3 separate regions of the Homo sapiens genome follow, and all the other regions are linked to region 3. Evidence: chromatin contacts called from ENCODE Hi-C data. All regions are on one chromosome and are shown on one strand. Each heading gives the region's core, a stretch centred on a gene start or an enhancer-like site at or near the end of the contact. The rest is flanking DNA. Distances are from core to core; before and after follow the strand shown.

What was found. A loop is a pair of places that touch in the nucleus more often than their neighbours do. Pooled maps may share reads with other maps.
Region 1: a loop to region 3 is called in a map with no recorded cell type, with 8 times the contacts of the local background. The contact joins two enhancer-like sites. A Hi-C loop is called at or near these places in 8 of 37 single-sample maps with no recorded cell type and 5 of 50 pooled maps.
Region 2: a pooled map shows a loop between it and region 3 (7-fold over the local background). The contact joins two enhancer-like sites. A Hi-C loop is called at or near these places in 4 of 37 single-sample maps with no recorded cell type and 4 of 50 pooled maps.

Annotation. Positions count from the first base shown.
Region 1 is chr5:78,108,506-78,111,540 of GRCh38, forward strand. AP3B1 (adaptor related protein complex 3 subunit beta 1) reads right to left here. Exons shown (of 27, transcript NM_003664.5): 20 at 1,702-1,849. Among named protein-coding and RNA genes, the nearest start is that of AP3B1, 180 kb to the right of the region's middle. Within about 2 kb of position 1,491, at least 3 of the 41 ENCODE cell types and tissues checked have a DNase peak (open chromatin) inside an H3K27ac peak, as active enhancers do.
Region 2 is chr5:77,717,614-77,720,528 of GRCh38, forward strand. All of the region lies in intron 1 of TBCA (tubulin folding cofactor A), which reads right to left. Among named protein-coding and RNA genes, the nearest start is that of TBCA, 57 kb to the right of the region's middle. Within about 2 kb of position 1,543, at least 2 of the 41 ENCODE cell types and tissues checked have a DNase peak (open chromatin) inside an H3K27ac peak, as active enhancers do.
Region 3 is chr5:77,934,603-77,937,441 of GRCh38, forward strand. The region is part of intron 1 of LOC101929154 (a long non-coding RNA gene); the gene reads left to right. Among named protein-coding and RNA genes, the nearest start is that of TBCA, 160 kb to the left of the region's middle. RefSeq lists silencers at 431-605, 2,526-2,695. Within about 2 kb of position 1,554, at least 3 of the 41 ENCODE cell types and tissues checked have a DNase peak (open chromatin) inside an H3K27ac peak, as active enhancers do.

The sequences.
Region 1 (3,035 bases), core at 241-2,740, 170 kb after region 3:
GATGGGAAAAGGCATTCTAATATAAAGAAAATAAGCCACCTAAGGGAAACACATGAACACAAAACTATCAACAATGTGAGCGAAACCCGAATTTCTCAAAGGCCTTGGTTCACTGCAATAGTTTGAGGTTTTTTATACTGACGTTCTATAGGAAAATATTTTTAACTATCAAGAGATTTAATCTGATCACTGAAAGTCTTTGACAAAGAAGAAACAAACAGAATCACTGACCTGGAGTGCCCCTGTGGTTTTTATCTTCTTTTGTTTTTTTCAGGGGGAGGAAGGGGTACAACACAACATGATGTTCAACCACTGTGGCTTTTTAATGGGATCCTAAAGCTCTGCTTCTAATACTACAGAGGCACTGAAGTCTATAATTTTTCAACTGTTACAAAATTTCCTAAGAATAACTTCTACCACTTGACACTCACTGATTTCTTGTTCTGTCATTTTTAAAAAATACTTCTTACTCTGGGTTGTATTTACTGTCGATTTGTAACTCTCTTTATTTTCAATAACATTTTAAACTTTCTGGTAATTTGATGTAAGTATGAAATGAGAGTACATCAGACTCACTAAGTGATAAGTTTTTATATGAGGCCAGATTAATAAACCATAAAATCTCTTAAGATTTTATGTGAATTTTTTAAAAATAAAAATCTCAGGTTATTTTATATACAGACACAAGTTTTAAATATAAATTCAAGTTTAAGATAGGTTTTAATATATGCAAGAAAATGTGAAATAAGGCAAGACAAATACTAGCCAATTTTTAAAACATTCTTTAACAATAAATCTCTGGATGGGGGAGGGCAATTGTCTACTTCAATAAATTAATTTTCATCCTTGCCTACTCAGATAACATATTGAAGAGATTCCAGTTAACAGAACAAATAAACGAAAACAATATTGGATTAAGAAGAAATTGAACTGAATCAAAGGCAGAGTTTGGCCATATTTTCAACAAACAGAATAACACAGTTGTATATAAAAATACTATACTTGAAGTCTAGCATGAACATGGTCCAGTTATAGGAAGGGGGTGATTATTAAAGACCAAAAAGATAATTATCGTTAGGTCTGAATTCTATATTTTTATTCTTTTAACTAGACTTGAAATCAGATAGAATACATTTTATATTAATAACTATATTTTTGCAATTTATACTTTATTTTTTTCCTGCTAAGCAGGCAAAATTCAGTGTTAAAAATGTTATTACCAAAAAGCATTATTATTTTATTATATAAGTGGTTCCATTTGTTTTTAAATAAATGGCTACGCAAATTCTTACTAACTAAAGAATGTATACTCTTTAATTGAAGCCTTAAAACACACTCTATTATGCAAAATGCCCAATATTTTTAAAAAGTGAATAGTCTCAATTTCTTATGATGTATGTACACTTATAATTCTTTGCTCAATACTATTTTTGTGACTTCCTTTCACTTCCCCTTCAGCAAAACCCCCCCCTTGTCACAACCTAGCCAAGAACAAAAAAGGTCATATGCGTAAGAGTTCCTTGATTTCAGTGGCAAGGGATGAGATTTTTTAAAGTTTCTAGCATTTCTGCAGAGTTGGGTTATAAGGGAAAGGCTTATCTAGAAAAAATAAAATCACAGGAGTAGATGAGGATGGTGTTGTCTATTTTAGTTGCTATAAGAATATTTACCTTCAATTACAACAAATGTATAATCTCTTACCTTAGTGACTCTTCTGGATTCAGATTCACTTTCAGGTTCTGACTCTGATTCAGAATCGGAAGAACTGTCTTCTATTGAACTAGATTCGTCATTTGAAGAATCTGAAGTTTTAGATTTTTCATTTTCCTTCTCCCCATCTTCAGAATCACTACACATAATAGTAAATTTTGAAATATGAACTTTAACTCCTTTATATAAGCAGTTTATAAAAAAATTGTTTTTAAATTCCAGAATACATTAATGAGGTAATAAAAAAGGTATTACCCATAACCAAATAAATTAGAACCCATTCAAATTCAATTCTATCCTGTCATACAAATTTCAAATGCAAAAAGTCATAAAATGACACTAAACAATATAATCAAAAGCAATGTAGAAAACATTAAATGTTTGATTTACCAAGAATTAAGTACTACCAGTAACAACGTTAAAGATATTTAGGCTGATTTTTTAAAACGCTATCTCAAAATACTGTGCCTGTGTGTGTGTGTGTGTGTGTGTGTGTGTGTATGTATGTATACATACATGTATATATATACGTATATACATATATATTCATGTATATATACGTATATATATACGTATATGAGACAGGGTCTCATTGTACAGTGGTGCAATCACGGCTCACTGCAGCCTTGACCTCCCGGGCTCAAGCGATGCTCCCATTTCAGCCTCCCAAGTAGTTGGGACTACAGGCATGCACCACCACATCCAGCTAATTTTATATTTTTTGTAGAGACAGGGTCTCACTAGGTTGCCTAGGCTGGTCTGGAACTTCTGGGCTCGAGTAGTCCTCCCAACTTGACCTCCCAAAATATTGGGATTATAGGCTTGAGCCACCACACCTGGTTTAGTAATATATTTAAATATTTATATATCTACTTCTGCTAAAATAGACTTGTATTTTATACATTTTCTACCCAAGAAAATTACTTACACAAGTTCCCAAATGTGACCTTAAACACATTCTATGAGAAAATGTTAACCAGTTCAAAGGAAATTCTTCTAAAGTACTATCTTGCTAAAAATTTAAGCTAATCAAATATAAACTTTTAAAATATCAAATGATCATACCTAAGTGCTTAACACCATTCATTTGTTCACCTGCTCAACAAATATTTATTAATTATTGACTACATGTTGGCATTATGCTAGGTGCTAAGGATAACGATGGTTAGTAAGACACAGAGGATCTCTGTGTGTCTACCCTACAGGGTCTACGGTCCACTGGAGGATACAGATAAGGTTGCAGTGATAATACAGTATAATAAGTAATAAGTAATAAATTATAGCGTGTCAGGAGAACATGTGGAGAGACACCTAAAAAAACTTGA
Region 2 (2,915 bases), core at 293-2,792, 220 kb before region 3:
GAGGTCAGGAGTTCGAGGCTACCGTGACCAACATGGTAAAACCCCGTCTCTAGTAAAAATATAAAAAAATTAGCCAGGCATAGTGGTGCACGCCTGTAATCCCAACTACTCGGGAGGCTGAGGCAGGAGAATCGCTTGAAACCAAGAGGCAGAGGTTGCAGTGAGCTGAGATCGTGCCATTACACTCCAGCCTGGCAAACAACAGCGAAACTCTGTCTCAAAAGAAAAAAAAAAGGCCGGGGGCAGTGGCTTACGCCTGTAATCCCAGCACTTTGGGAGGCTGAGGCCGGCAGATCACCTGAGGTCGGGAGTTCCAGACCAACCTGAACAACATGGAGAAACTCTGTCTCTACTAAAAAATACAAAATTAGCCAGGCGAGGTGGCGCAGGCCTGTAATCCCAGCTACTCGGGAGGCTGAGGCAGGAGAAGCCCTCAAACCCAGGAGGCAGAGGTTGTGGTGAGCTGAGATCGCACAACTGCACTCCAGCCTGGGCAACAAGAGTGAAATTCTGTCTCAAAAAAACAAAAAACAAACCAAGACCACTTTGTTTTTAATAATCATGGTGGCTACTAAAGGATAATACTCAGAATAAATAATATTACCTTCTATCTACATCACATTTTCAAAGTATTTCTGTAACTTACAGGATATTAGGTGTTGAATAGTAAAATATCAAGGCCTATAAACTGCAACTTAATGGAGAGTGGGAATTAAGTAGCTAGATACTAAATCTATAGACCATTATGGGGTAAGAAGTTTCACTGTGCTTCAAAGGAAACAATATGGCACCAGGAAGTGTATCCACTTACTACTTGGATGCAGGAAGAAAAAAGTCAATTGGAAAAATGCAAGTCAACTGCATTAATTAAGAATTCTCACTAGTTCCTTAGTACGGAAGAACTAAGGTTGACATCAGAAGCTGATGATTTAGTGCTAATGGTCTATACAGTACAATGTATGTAGTTAAAATTCAGTGAGTTTTAGTCATTTTCCACCAATCCTTGTGGTCATTATAAAGTCCTAAGTGAGATTTTTCACTGTTCCCAAACTTGAGAATTATAGTTAAGATGTCAACAGTCAGCAAAACTAAGGAAGAACCTGCTACAGTATCCTCTCCTAACAAAACTTAAAATAAAACAAAAGTGTGCTACCCAGAAACACATAAAATGAGATGGGGCTGGAGATGCTGCTTGTTCTGAATGGAATGTCTCCTCTCCTCATCCTCTCCCAACCAACTCATTCTTCAAAACTTAACTCAAATAAATGTCCTGTCTTCCAGGAGGACCACTCTAACATCAATCCTTCCACTCTCCCAAGCTGACACTGTGGATCCTTTGTCTATGTATCTTCATAGCATATTTATCTGCATCATCACAATAGGTTGAAATTTTGTCTACTTCGACAATTAAAAATAAATCCCCCAAGGTGTGAAAATATGTCTCATATCACACCTAGCAGAATATATGCCTCACAGATATATTTGCTGAATGAAATAACTCATAATTACCCTGCGTGGTAAGCAGGGCAACTATCGTCAGCCTCATTTTCAAATGAGAACCTGCAATTCAAAGAAGTGAAAAGCCAGCTGTCCAAGAAACGATGAAAACAGGATGTGAAATCATGACTTCTAACTTCAAGTGTCAATATTTTCTACAGAAAATACAATCGTATGTTTAAAGTAAATGAAGCAATTTTCAAAATTTAAATTTCTTTGATCTGTTCCCAAGGTAAAATCATTCCATGGTTCAATATCTGAATAGCACAAAAGAATATACTGTGAAAAGGCAACCCACCACCTACACACCCTGACCCCAGCCACTCAGTTCCCACCACCGGAAGCAACATGTTCTCAATTTCTTGTATCCTAAATGAAAGAAAATGAATGTTTAATTTCATGGTATTTGTTACCTTATAGTTTCTCAGTAACCATTAATTAATCCATTAAACTGGAGACAGTTCAAGTTTTATTAATTGCTGAAGTAGAATATGTGCTTTAATTAATTTTAAAAAATAAGTTAGACATTTTATAAACAGCTAAAATGATGCATGTCAAACATAAAATCAGTATCACTTTTTTCAATACTATGAATCTCAAGGATTAATAAATGAATAAATCTTAGAATGAAAATTCAAAAAACACAAATATAAAACTCATTATTTCACGAATCCTCTAACCTGTCCCTTAAAAGGTCCCTCAAAGGTCCTGAGATGTCAGTGAGATTAAAAAGTGCATACTACTGAAAGGGCTAAAGACACTGTGAATAGCTTCTGCTTGAGTTTATATGAGAAAGCAATAGCACCTCCCACAGCTGCTTCATCTCCATACAAAACACTCTGACAGTTTTAATTACCACCTAAAATCACAAATCTGTCTGTACATTTGACTTTTTATCCTCTGTCCAGACCCATATCTCTAACTGCCTTTGTAACATCTCTATTTAGACATCCCCACTAGCAACTGAAGCAGGCTGAAAACTGAGATCATCATCATCTCTCTCTAAAATGATACCCTTCCCAACTTGAGCTGTCAACATAGTAATCATGCTCTCATCTCACAACCTTTGCGGTATCGTTCACTAGAAACCTCTCATTGCAACTGGTTTGGCTAAGTCTGAGAAAAACAGAAGGAAACACAGATGGATAGGGTAAAGTTCTGCATGTGAGGGGTTTTGTTTTGTTTTTAAGTGAGACTATACAATTACTAGATAAAGTAGGACTGCCTTGTGAACATCATGGGGAAAATAGCTAAGTTGTCTGCAAGCTCAATTTGAGTCAAGAGTATAATGCAGTTATTACACTTCTAAAAAAGCCAAGTCGGCCAGGCGCGGTGGCTCTCGCCTGTAATCCCAGCACTTTGGGAGGCCGAGGTGGGTGGATCACCTGAGGTCAGGAGTTCAAGACCAGCTTGGCCAA
Region 3 (2,839 bases), core at 304-2,803:
TTCTCTATCCCTCTCCACCCTGGACATTAGGTTTCCACCACACTATGAGGATACCCACATTTTAATCTTCCCATGGTAATCTCGAGGGTACATTTGCAAAGCAGAATCTGCCTTTCCGATGGAAGTTTCCGAAGAAGTTTCCCACAGGCTCACCACCATATTACGTATTCAAGGAAAATCAACAACTTTGAACTATACCAGAGAGAGTGGTTTTCTTGAATCTGTCATGTCCTATCTTTTTTGTTTTGTTTTGTTTTTGAGATGGAGTCTCGCTCTGCTGCCCAGGCTGGAGTGCAGTGGGGAGATCTCGGCTCACTGCGAAGTCCACCTCTCAGGTTCCAGTGATTCCCCTGTCTCAGCCTCCTGAGTAGCTGGGATTACAAGTGACCACCACTATGCCTAGCTGATTTGTGTATTTTTAGTAGAGACGGGGCCAGGCTGGTCTTGAACTCCCGATCTCAAGTGATCCACCCACCTCGGCCTCCCAAAGTGCTGGAATTACAGGCGTGAGCCGCTGCGCCGGGCCTCATGTCCTATCTTAATAGAATGGACAAGTCCAGGCTTCGAGTTTCCTCGGCTCTAACTGGAATATTACAGCCATTCTACAGGAAATCCAAAGCCCAGAATGACCCTTGGATCCAGAGAAGCAGCCAGAAATATACCATGTACAAACGTGAAATTTTTAAAAGCAGAAAACCAATTGAACATAAAGTAGGTTCCCAAATACATAGAAAATAAATGTAGACAGATAAAATATTGGAAAAAAATAAGGCATAACATTAATTATTTCTTAATTGTGAAAATAGCATGATTTGTTCCTCTTATCTTTCACATATTTCAGTACGTTTCAGCAATGAGTGGGTGTTATTTTCAAAATCATAAGAACATTTTGGTATAAAGATCTATTTTTATTTCAAAGAAGATTCTAAGAACTTTCACATGACGATGAATTCTTCAAAAACACAGTTTTCACAAGCCCTGTCACAGATCCTTCTGGAGACCCGCATACTTCTAGTGTTTGCCCTGACGAATGCCAGTTCTGTTCTTCAAGATTTGCTTGTCAGAAAATGAAGACACACAGAATGAGTTATTTCAGCAGGAAGTGTTCCAGGATTCTGGAAACAGATGATGCTTTCTTTCAGCCTGTTGTCATTCTTCTCCTTCACCAAGATATTGTCGTCATCACTCTGGGTTTAACTCAGCTTGACAGTAGCCACACTTCCATGTTGCTCTTCATCTCTTCCTTTGGTAAAAGTCTGCAAATTGAGGCTCAGCTAACAGCTATTTCATACTAATCAGACACTGGGTCTAAATTAGAACCAAGAAAAGGTCTATGGCAAGATAGGGTGAGGCCACAGCGACATTTTATGCTCTGGATCACCCCTCATGAATGCTTACTAGGCCATTTGCTCTCCTCTTTTACAGGCGAGAGGGTTGTGGCTCTCACTACCTATCATAAACTATGGCAGCGTAACCCTTCACTTGCTTTTCTTATTCACTTCCAGTTTGTGCTGCTGCTAAAATATTCTGCTTCTCAGCTGCCAGTATCGGCGTCTAAATCATCCCCAGTCCAAGGCGCCAGCTCTTCTGGTGCAGAAACCACAGACTCAGCAGCCAGGATGTCATCAGCATACTCGAGATTACATCATCTCCTTCTGCCAACCTTAATACCACTATGGTAACCATCAACAGCAATACCCATGATTATTTCAGTAGAAATATTGAACAGATGTGACAGCCTTGTCAAACTCCTTTGCTGGTGTCCAACCACTCTGTTATACCTTTTGCAATTCTAAAATCTCTCTTCTGGCCATAATAGAGACAGCACATGCTGACCTCCCGCTAGGGAAACTGCTCCCATAGCGTCAGTTGGCATATCAAAGACTAACTACGAACACCACCTTATATACACAGTGCTTTACAGCCTGCTAATCATTTTTGCAGACATTCTCCTTTTTGACTCTCAAGCCAGCTGAGACAGCTGTGGTATAAGTTGAAAGGGCACTGGAGTTTCTGTCAGGAGTTTTGACTTTCTTGGTTGCTTACTACCTTTGAAATCTTGAGCAAATCACTCTGAGCTTGTTTTTTGTCAGTAAAATACTTCTTGTTCTCAACCTAACTTGAAAAACAAATGAGGTGGTACATTTAAAAATAATAAATTATGAAGATAGTTACTCAAACTAATACTTGTACATGAATGTTTCTATCAGCACTATTCACAATAGCCAAAAGGTGAAAACACCAAAATCTCTAGCAACAGACGAATGGATAAACAAAATGTGGTATATCCAGACAATAGGATATTTGTCAACCATAAAGAGGAATGGGCCAGGCGCAGTGGCTCATGCCTGTAATTTCAGCATTTTGGGAGGCTGAGACTGGCAGATGATTTGCGGTTAGGAGTTCAAGACTAGCTTGGCCAACATGGTGAAACCCTGTCTCTGCTAAAAAATATAAACATTAGCTGGGTGAGGTGGTGGCGTGCACCTGCAATCCCAGCTACTTGGAGGCTGAGGCAGGAGAGTTGCTTGAACCTGAAAGGTGGAGGTTGCAGTGAGCCGAGATTGTGCCACTGCACTCCAGCCTGGGCAACAAAGTGAGACTCCGTCTCAGAAAAAAGAGGAACAAAGTATTGAAACATGCTACAGTGTGGCTGAACCCAGAAAACATTATGCTAAGTGAAAGAAGCAAGACACACAAGATCACATATTATATGATCCCATTTATATGAAATACTCAAAGTAGGTCAATCCATAGAGGCAGAAAGCAGATTGGTGGTAGCCAGAGGCTAGGAAGAAGCAGGAAGAGGGGGTGACTGCTTAGTACAGGGTTTTCTTTT